Linked DNA regions of Homo sapiens: region 1 is linked to region 2. Evidence: read pairs that join two places in POLR2A ChIA-PET (ENCODE). Cell type or tissue: GM12878. All regions are shown on one strand.

Region 1 (5,000 bases), 540 kb before region 2:
TCTTGATATTTTTCTTTTTTAAATGAATACATTATTATCCTGTTTTTCTCTAAAATTACTGTTAAGAGAAACAAAGTTCATAATACTTTCAAAATTTAATTTGCTTAAATATAAAACTATAGTCCATCTCAATAAGAAACCTCCAACAATGAATATAACTTTAAGCCTATCTTTCATGTTAATTGAGTGCATATTTCATCAACTTTAAGACACTGATTTTATATCACTAAGATAAAAAGACTGCCAAATAATTGTAAAATGCCACAGAGTATTAGCCTAAATTTTTCAGAAATCCTTATTACCTCCCCTTCCACTCAATCCTATCACTTCTTATGTGCAGTACACCATTCATCTGACATTCAACCATTAACTCTCTGGTGCTACTTTGCTTTCAGCTAAAGTGTATATGCTCATTCTCTAGTTCCATTGCTCTTTAACAGATATTTGTCTTTATCTTCTAAAGCAATCAGCAGAATTCACTTATTAGAAACTACTGAGGAATGGGGGAATCTAAACAATTGAATGTTTCTGTGTAATAATAATTATATATGTATATACACAGGACATAAATGGATACTCTACTGAATAAAACAGTATTTATTTCATGTTTATGAAATCATTCATGCCTCATGTAAGCTTTATTGAAATATTCTGTAAGATATAAAACTTTAATTTAAAAAACCCTGAGTATTAATTATTTTTGAAGAACACTAGTGAATATTAATGAAAAATGATCTTAAGTATACAAACCATTGCTTAAATAACAAGCACTTTGGGAAGAATGTTAATAAGTGCTATCAAAGTGTATTCTAAAATAGAATTTAATAGTTCCAAATATACATATAGTAATAAAAACCTAAGTTAAAAGAGGCCTGCATTCAGGACAAAATTTATAAACCAACTTATGCCTAGAAAACAATATATTCAATTGATAATTACTAAGTGTAGACCAAGATGCAATACAATTTCATATATGATGGGAGATCAAACAGGCATGAAATATTCTACTGCAACTTCCAACCACTTGAGTGGTCCAGATATTTCCATACATTCACGTTAGGACATTTTAGAATGTGTCCACACTGCCACAATCAGGAGAATAGAGTGTACTCAACCTAACTACCAAACGTACTTATTTTATAAAATAAGCAGTCACCAAAGTATGACAGCTAAATTTCCCCCAAAATTGCCAATAAGCATTAATTTTTTTCTTGGTCATGCTACATTATATGCCTAAAGACACATTATTATCCCTACTGAAGTATTATCCATTTCTTATCTCCATAAACATTGTGCTAATAATTTTTAAATGTTATGTGAAGCCTTTCAGGTTTTCAGAAAACAATGGGCACTAATTTATAAAACTCATTTCTGATTAAGACTTTAAAAATTATAATCCCAAATATTTTTATGACCCTACATTTTTAATTACACTTGATACATTTGAATGAAGAGTTCAGAGCATCAACTGCTGATAAAATTGTTTAAAAAGAATCTCAATTTTCCAATTCATCAAAACACTAAATACATCCTATGTGGCTCAACGTAGTTCCAAAGCTGTAATATGTATGCTGCTTACAGTGACTGTGTAGGTTATATATAAACCTTCTGAGCATTAAAAAAGAATTTATGTTTAAAAGAATAATTTTATCTAGTTAAACTTATTAATTGTGACATTATGAAGAGAGCCACTTAAGACTCTCCTTTTTCATTGCCACTATAGCTCGCTAATTCCTCTTTTATTCTCTTCCCCCTTAACGTACCCTCACATTAAAAAACAAAAACAAAAACAAAAACAAAAAACTGGGTTATAACCACATCTTGGGATGGCAAGATTTGGTTATAACCTAATTTTAAAAATTATATCTTTCTAAGGTTTAAGAACAATCATAAAGTTATTTCACTGTAGTTCTCATCTACCTAAAGATCTGCATTGTACATAGTTAGATCGCAGAGATCGAACAACCCACAATGGAAAGATTTAAAGGGATAGATCCAGAGAGGCGACATTCCTGCTTGAAGCACAGACTAAATGGAGGTAAAAATTAAGCTAAGCATGCCTGAGTGACAATAGGAAACTGCTAGAAAACTCTTTAGAAAGTGGTTGGACATAAAATTGGGTTAAACTGGGCTAAATTGGGCATGTCTATGTCCAGATCCCTGAAGGTCCAGCACAAATTCTAAAATTGGTTTTAACTGTTTGGCACACTTTAATTTGTGTATATCTTTTGGCAGAAAAGTTCATTAATTTTCTTCAGAATTTCATTAGATAGTTAATAGACCACATAGAGCTTGAAGCTCCATCTAGCTAAGATACACAACCTCTGCTGCCTAAAAGTCTAAGTGACATATCAAGAGGCCTGAACAAAATGGCACATACCACACAAGCTAGGAATAGTTGTGGAGAGGAGATGCTTCCCAGAAAGAATGGACTGTCATTTTCCAAAAAAAAAAAAAAAAAAAAAATCTAAGCTAAATAACAGAATTGTCCCAAAAGCAAGCAAGGAAATACAACACTAATTAGCCAGTTCATGGGACACTGAAAGCAAAAGATGCCATTTTTAGAGCCAGAGATACTGAAATCCATGTATAAGCTAGAATTAAAAAGATCAATCTGTCCAGGCACGGTGGCTCACGCCTGTAATCCCAGCACTTTGGGAGGCCGAGGCAGGTGGATCACCTGAGGTAAGAAGTTTGAGACAAGCCTGGCCAACATGGCAAAACCCTGTCTCTACTAAAAATAAAAAAATTAGCAAGGCGTGGTGGTGGGCGCTTGTAATTCCAGTTACTTGGGAGGCTGAGGCAGAAGAATAGCTTGAGCCCAGGAGGTGGAGGTTACAGTGAGTCGAGATCGGCCACTGGGCTCCGGCCTGGGCGACAAGAGCGAAACTCTGTCCCCCCTCACCAAAAAAAAAAACCAAAAAACAAATCTATAGATAAACAGAGGAAGCCAACCAATAATGAAAGAATAAAATGCCAGAGAACTGTGAGACTATCCAGAGGCATGTAAAAGAAACAGTGTGACTAGCCTTCACAGCTGCCTTAGTTCCCAGCTGCTTTCGAATAAACTTCCATTTCTCCTGAGGTAATATGAGTCTCTGCTCCTCCTAACAATGAGTCCAACATAAGTCGTACATGATATCACTTCCAAGTATTTCCCTTTCCCTCTAGTGAGTATAATCCGTTGTTACTGTCTGCCCAGCATCCCCTTTTGGAATGGATATAAGCTCCCTTTCCTGTGAAAGATAAACCATTCCATGTGGTTTATATAGGGCTGATATTACACCCAACATCCCACCCTCCTCACAATACATACACATTCACACTCCCTTTCTGTCAACTGGCTGTTACGCACTCCCACCCTCTCGCACTAGCCCATGTGCTCTTTCAAGTGTTCATTTTCCTACACATGCTCTCCTCACTCTCTCCTACACACTCGCCTACACAAACAGGAGTGACTATGTGACTCACAGCCAAGCAATCTGAATACCCATTCCACTAGCCTCAATGATCTGTTCAAGGCTGTGTTAACAGACCATAAGCCAGCAAAAGTCAACTCCAAGACTTTCATGCAAGAGTCTATCAGTGGTAAAACTGCCAGCCCTGAGAAACGGACAAAGAGGCAGACTCCTAAACACACTACATACCTGTAACTATACACTATCCTTAGTACTCAGGACAAAGTCATTCTTTTCCCCCAAACTTAAGATTTGAAACCCCGAAGAAGTCCTTATATCTTCTTTCAGACCTGTAAGCCAGAGATTTAGGGCAGACTGGGAAACTCATCAATTCCTCTACCTATCTCTAGCAGCACAGTGGTCTGAAGGACTTCTAATAAGTTTCCCAAATAAAGACTATAATTGCCTCTTCCATCATTCCCAAAGATCCATTGAAATGGTCACAGAGAGGAACAGACCAACCCATCATTCCAAGTTTGAAAATCTAATAACATTCAAATGGAATTTTGTCTTTCGAGGCAAACATACACTTACACAATTCAATAGCATTTTTAGCAATTAAATTTATTTGTCTCCACTTTATTTACTGTCTGTGTCTCTCCATTAGACACTATGAGAGCAGAAACTGGACTGGTCTTGTTTACAGCACCTGGCAAATGGCAGGTGTGCTATAATAATTTCTTAAAGAATTAATAAATATAAAATGCCTATTCACACACTCATTCTATAATCATGTATTACTTTGGCCTGAGAACCCATTATCTATAAAGCACTCCACTGGGGACTATGGGAATTACAAGGATCACATATGAACTCAGTCCTCAAAGAACTTGTTCTTGGACTCCTTGTGGCCACAAATCCTTTTTGATCTTCTGATGAAAACAGGGACATTCTGTTCAGAAAAATACCTAAACAAATATGCTAAGACTTTGCATTAAATTGGAAGAAATTCCCAAGGTAAGAATTGCAAATCTAGTAAGACAATGATATGTATGCATTTACAGAAGTACTGTGGTCTTTTCTTTGTTCGTTATTATATTCTAATAAGGAAATTATGTAGAAAAATGATCAAGAGACAAGCAAGAAAGACCAAACAAGTCTCCTACTTTCAGAAAATAGTTATGCTGGGAGCCTTTGTGTACAAAGACCACTAAGAAATATTAACATATCTGTAGCATGAAAATATGAGCCACTGATGAAGCTGCATACAAATCCAAAGGTCTTCAAGTTATAAAGCATAAGCGAGACGAGAATTTCTTGTTATGAGTAGAGAAAAAGAGAAATAATTCAGACTGGCAGAATCCATTCATGAAAAAGGCTCCTGAGTGCCTGTAGGCTTTAATTTATTTTTTCAAATCTTGCATTAAACTATCTCATCAATTTAAGTGTTATATAAGAATTATGATTAGTGACCATTAAATATTTTTAAAGCATTAATAATTAAAACTACATGCAGGGGTAGAAAAAAAACAATGTGATAATATGGCCTACATTCTGAAATTCTGAGAAGGCTTTCCTCTTGGGTCATAGGTTTCAATCAGA
Region 2 (5,000 bases):
GTGGTCACAATTTTTTTCTTAATGAGTTATAAAGCCTTTTGATTCTGAAAACAGAAGAGAAGAAAACAAAAACGTCTCTAAATTGGAAGTTGATCTACTTTCTTTAATGTCTGAAGATTATGACTATTTTGGGGATCCTCTTCAAAGAAAGTAATATAAAATTACTAATATAAAGTTAATTTCAGGAATGTGGAGGGGTCCTGGCAATTGAGAAGCCTTGAAATGGAATCTCTAATGGTGACAAATCCATCTTGCTTCTAATTATATTTTTGAAAGTCATTGTTTTCCATTTTGACAAATGACTCTAAATTACTTTTCACTTCCCAAGCACCAGGTGTATATATCACATGGCGACTCATTTTAAAGAATAGCTCTTACATTTTGTTTTTTCAGGCAACATAAAATCTAGAGTATGTCTCTCAAACGATAATCTTTTCAACACTCTGGGGTCCTACTTAGATTTATATACAGTCTAGGGAATATTTTGTTTTTTTTTTTTAATCCACTGACTCTACAACCTCTAAATATGGCCAAACTGATGTTTTTATCAAATTGATTTCTAAAACTTGCCTTGGTGACAAAAATAGTTAAATTCCCCCAGAGTTCAGCCCAAAGTCCAGAAAAATTAAATTCATAAGAATTATACCATGAATGTTGATATAGTTTCAACTTGGATATGTGGCAGATCTATGGTGTTTGAAATGAGAGAAAAAACATACTTTACATAATACTATGACAGTAGCAAATTGGCCAGACATGGTGGCTCACTCCTGTAATCCCAATACTTTGGGAGGCTGAGGAGGGTGGATCATGAGCTCAGGAGTTCTAGACTAGCCTGGTCAACATGGCGAAACCCCATCTCTACTAAAAATACAAAAATTAGCTGGGCATGGTGGTGGGCACCGGTAATCCCAGCTACTCAGGAGGCTGAGGCAGGAGAATCGCTTGAACCCAGAAGGCGGAGGTTGCAGTGAGCCAAGATCTCACCACTGCATACCAGCTGGGGCGACAGAGTAAGACTCTGTCTAAAAAGATAGATAGAAAGAAAGAAAGAAGGAAGGAAGGAAGGAAGGAAGGAAGGAAGGAAGGAAGGAAGGAAGGAAGGAAGGAAATTATCTCTTGCACACAGCATGGAAAAAGAAAAAATAGCCTACTTATTTTCTTGCGTAAAATCATGTCTTCTTATTACAGTAAAAGCTTAAAAGAGTTAAAACCATGAACAAATCACATTTGTGTTCTGCTCACAGATAACAATTATAGGTTAAACATTATAAACATTTATGTGAACTCATGAAGTGCAGAAGTCAACAAACAAGAAAATGAGTACTTCACCTACTTTTGAAATGTTACTTGATCGACTTGCAGATCGCCCTGGGGATTTTTCATTCTGAAAAATAAAATGGGAAACATTAATTAAAAGAAGGTATGGTACTTTCACCATACTGTACCACTGAGAAGAGAAACCACAGCACAAGGAAATCTGTGAATGCTCTCTATATTGTTTTGACTAATACACATATTAATTGCTTACACAGAATGCTTTTTTCTTTTATGAAATCATATTTCTCTAATATATATTAGTGTACTTTAAAAATGCTTCAATTAATATCTGAGTATTAATCAGGTTACAAGTATTTGTTTCCAGGAAATAATTATTTCTCCAGAAAAATTTTTGAAATTCTTCGGCACTAAAATTAGACAGTAAAACTGTAGTCTACCATTTCCCCTCTTGCCCTTGCAACTAGGAAAGTTTGAGTCAATTCTGGTTTTCAATATCATTAAATATTCTGTGCTGGGTATATGCTATATACATCCACCTCGTATTCTTCTAAACTGCATTTTATTTATTTTTTGTTATTTTACATACTCTGAAATTAAAACATTTACTTTTTAAAATTTAAGATGCTTCTGACTGTATATGTTTCAATTAAAACTTAAAACTTTTATAAATATTTATATCCTCAGTTCTTTCCTCTTAAAGAATTTTTTTATTTAGCAGAAAAGAGGCATGAAAAAAGCTTTTGAATAAATGTTTTTTAAAAGGTCATATAATTTTAAAGTAGAAATGGACCTTAAGTAGTTGGGCCCTCCCGTTTGAAGCCCAGAGACATTGTGTTCCTGAAAATTATATAGCTACTTTTTCTACTCTGCCAATTATGTGCTGATAGATGATCAACTGGAAAAATCAGAGTTTATAAGCATTATGCATTCTACATGTAGAAAGAGATCAAAGATCAAAGGACACCTCTACTTCTGTAGAGAAAATGTTGTTGGAACAATCAATTCTGAATACTAAAAGTTTATAAAGGATCTGACATAACATTGTCATTGAAATAATTTACCAATGTAAGAATTCCTTTTGTTTTTTTTTTAACTTCTGGACTCAGCCCCAAAGTGGGCCTGAGTAGGCAACTGCAATGCATCTTGACATAGGTCATTTTTGAGAACTAAGTTGTTATAACAACCCGTGGGGCTGAAATTGCCCATGATGACTACTTGAGACAGTTTTAGAGACACAGTGATGACAGGATATGGCAGATGTGTTATTGCAGAAAAACAGTGGCTGCATTCACTGCAAACTGTCACTGTGTCATGTGCAGGCTTACAGATATTCCAGCTGAACAGTACTTTTTCCTTTACATGCAACATCCATCTCATACAACCACTGATGTCACTGTGGAGCATGTTATTACAGACCGAGATGAGTCACAACGATACGGTTAGTTACAGCTCATAACAGCCCCATGCTCCAGCTGGAGATTAATGTATATGCTACCACAGACATTTTTCCCTGATTAGCTCCACTGGTGATGGAGGGAGGCACTTTTCTACTGACGTCTCAACTCCTCTTCTAGAGACTAGAAAACAAAATCAATCCATCTTTCCTTCTCAGTGAAATTTAGGATTTTGACACATTATTGTGTAGGACAGAGTCACATAATATAATAGGCTTTGGGAGAGACTGGTAGCAGTGGTTATTTTGTTATGTTTTCTATATTTACATGACATTTGAGAACATGATTAAGAACTAGAATTGAAAGGTGCTGCCACAGGAATCACGCAAAATAAGAAATTTAATTTTGCATAGGATTACTTAATTTTTCACACTGAATGGGACTTTATGGTGTTTTGAGATAAAACAAGAAAGGCCAGATTCACTTTACAATGTGTGAGTTCACCACACAGTTATAATAAGAATATTATTTCCACACTCTCTACCAGCATCTGCCAATCTAATGGGGGAAAAGCATCTGATTGATTATTTAATACTTCAAAGGATCTTTTAACTTGAAATGGATTGGCTTTATTTTCTCCCAATATAAGGTCAGGCATTGAAATAAACAAACTTAGGCAAAGGTTAACCTTTTTGCCACGGCTACGTTCTCTATTGTTTCTACACCAGTACATGGAAGAGGAAAGTGCATCAGAAAAGTTAACACGTGGTAGGACAGTGGTGTACGCTATGCTGTGCTGGCAGTGATGTAAACTGAGAGACTGCCTTGCAATGAGAACTCTAGTGATGTGCTAATTCTGGCAGGAGTACATTGTTTGACATTCCTGGACTTCAATTTCCTCATTGTAAAATTGGGGAGATAATATCTTGGAAATCTGTGTAAGGAACAAATGAGTTATAAATGAAAACATTTTATAAATTGTGAAGTTATGATATTTCCATTATAATTCACAGGTATAAGAAACACTGAAAGAGCTTTCTTTAAAAATCATGGTGATCATCATAGGTCACTATACAATTTTTTTTTTTACATAAACATCTTATTTTCTATATCTTGCAATTCTGCCTTTGATTCTGGCACATAAAATTTAAAAATTAAAAATTAAATCATTCTCTGCCCAGGGGGATTAAGAAAATTGGTTTGCCTTGCTTTTGAAGCAAAGCACCAGAAACATTTCCTCTCTTGGAAAACGTCCAAAGCAATCTGTCCAATTTGCTACTAATTAATTGGGTGGCTTGTCCCATTACTATTGCAATGTCATACTCTTCTTTGAAGATTAGTCAATATGGTTGTCATACCTCATTACAATCAGTTTAACTACTTTACCTTAGATTAAAAATAAGCTGTCTCAGAATCTCAGAATCTAACATAACTTACTGGCACCCAAATTATAGTGACCTTGTAGGTCAATAAAAGTTGGAAGCAACAAGAGTTCCTAACAAGTCTGCGTGGAATGGAGAGGATCATTAAGCAGTAATGTTGGATTTCAGCATGTCATTCATAGTATACAGACAGGGAGAGAGACTTCCAGTTTCCTAAGTTTTATTGAAAATATTTTCAAGAAGTTTCTAATTTTTGGTTTGCTATGAATGTGTCTGATATTAATAGTTCTGTTTTGTGACTATTATCGTTTTTCAAAGTTGATCCTACTAAACATGGTTGGATTCTTTTTACTAGCAAGGAAAAATGATTACCAAATGAGAAAATCATTACCAAGTTTTGTTTTAACGAATTTTTAATGTTAGAGTCTAAGGAAAGTGACACAGTTCCTTTAAAACGAAGTGGTCTGTCCTAACAATACACAACATGACTGGACATGTGTGAATCTAGGTATAAACTTTCTGTATACTATGTCATTGACTGAGGGACATAATAAAGCTTAAAAAAGTTTTTTTTTAATGTAATATGAAAAAAAAATAAATATTTCTGCAAAAAAAAACACACTAAGACATTCTTACAGAGACCACTAATCTGATATTCTGCAATTTTATTTCCCCCCTTTTTTCAGGTTAAAAATCCCAAGTATTTGAAAGGAGAAACTAAGGTAATTTGGAGGGTCATCTGAAAAATTTTAAGTAGACAATAGAGCAGTTTTTGCTAGGGTAATTATAACTTGGAATAGAAGAAAAGTCTTAAACAATGTGGTTTGTAAATAAAAAATAAGCAAGGACATAGGGAAATTGAATACTGCAATAAAATTTGATTAAAAGATATATAAAAAATCTCATACCTATTAAGTTATAAACATTTAATGTCTATGAAACA

Evidence for each region. Peaks named below come from ENCODE experiments on the same cell type or tissue, not always from the same donor. Only the 100,000 strongest peaks of a DNase experiment are listed, where the experiment ranks them.
Region 1: POLR2A ChIA-PET joins it to region 2 with 6 read pairs; 2 of 35 experiments call an interaction of 5 or more read pairs at or near these places.

The regions. Positions count from the first base shown.
Region 1 is chr4:163,158,575-163,163,574 of GRCh38, forward strand. All of the region lies in intron 2 of NAF1 (nuclear assembly factor 1 ribonucleoprotein), which reads right to left. Among named protein-coding and RNA genes, the nearest start is that of NAF1, 5.8 kb to the right of the region's middle. In GM12878, no CTCF peak of the experiment used is centred here; no DNase peak of the experiment used is centred here.
Region 2 is chr4:163,699,477-163,704,476 of GRCh38, forward strand. It overlaps MARCHF1 (membrane associated ring-CH-type finger 1), which reads right to left. Exons shown (of 10, transcript NM_001394959.1): 5 at 1,337-1,387. Among named protein-coding and RNA genes, the nearest start is that of TMA16, 210 kb to the left of the region's middle. In GM12878, no CTCF peak of the experiment used is centred here; a DNase peak (open chromatin) is centred at 2,695.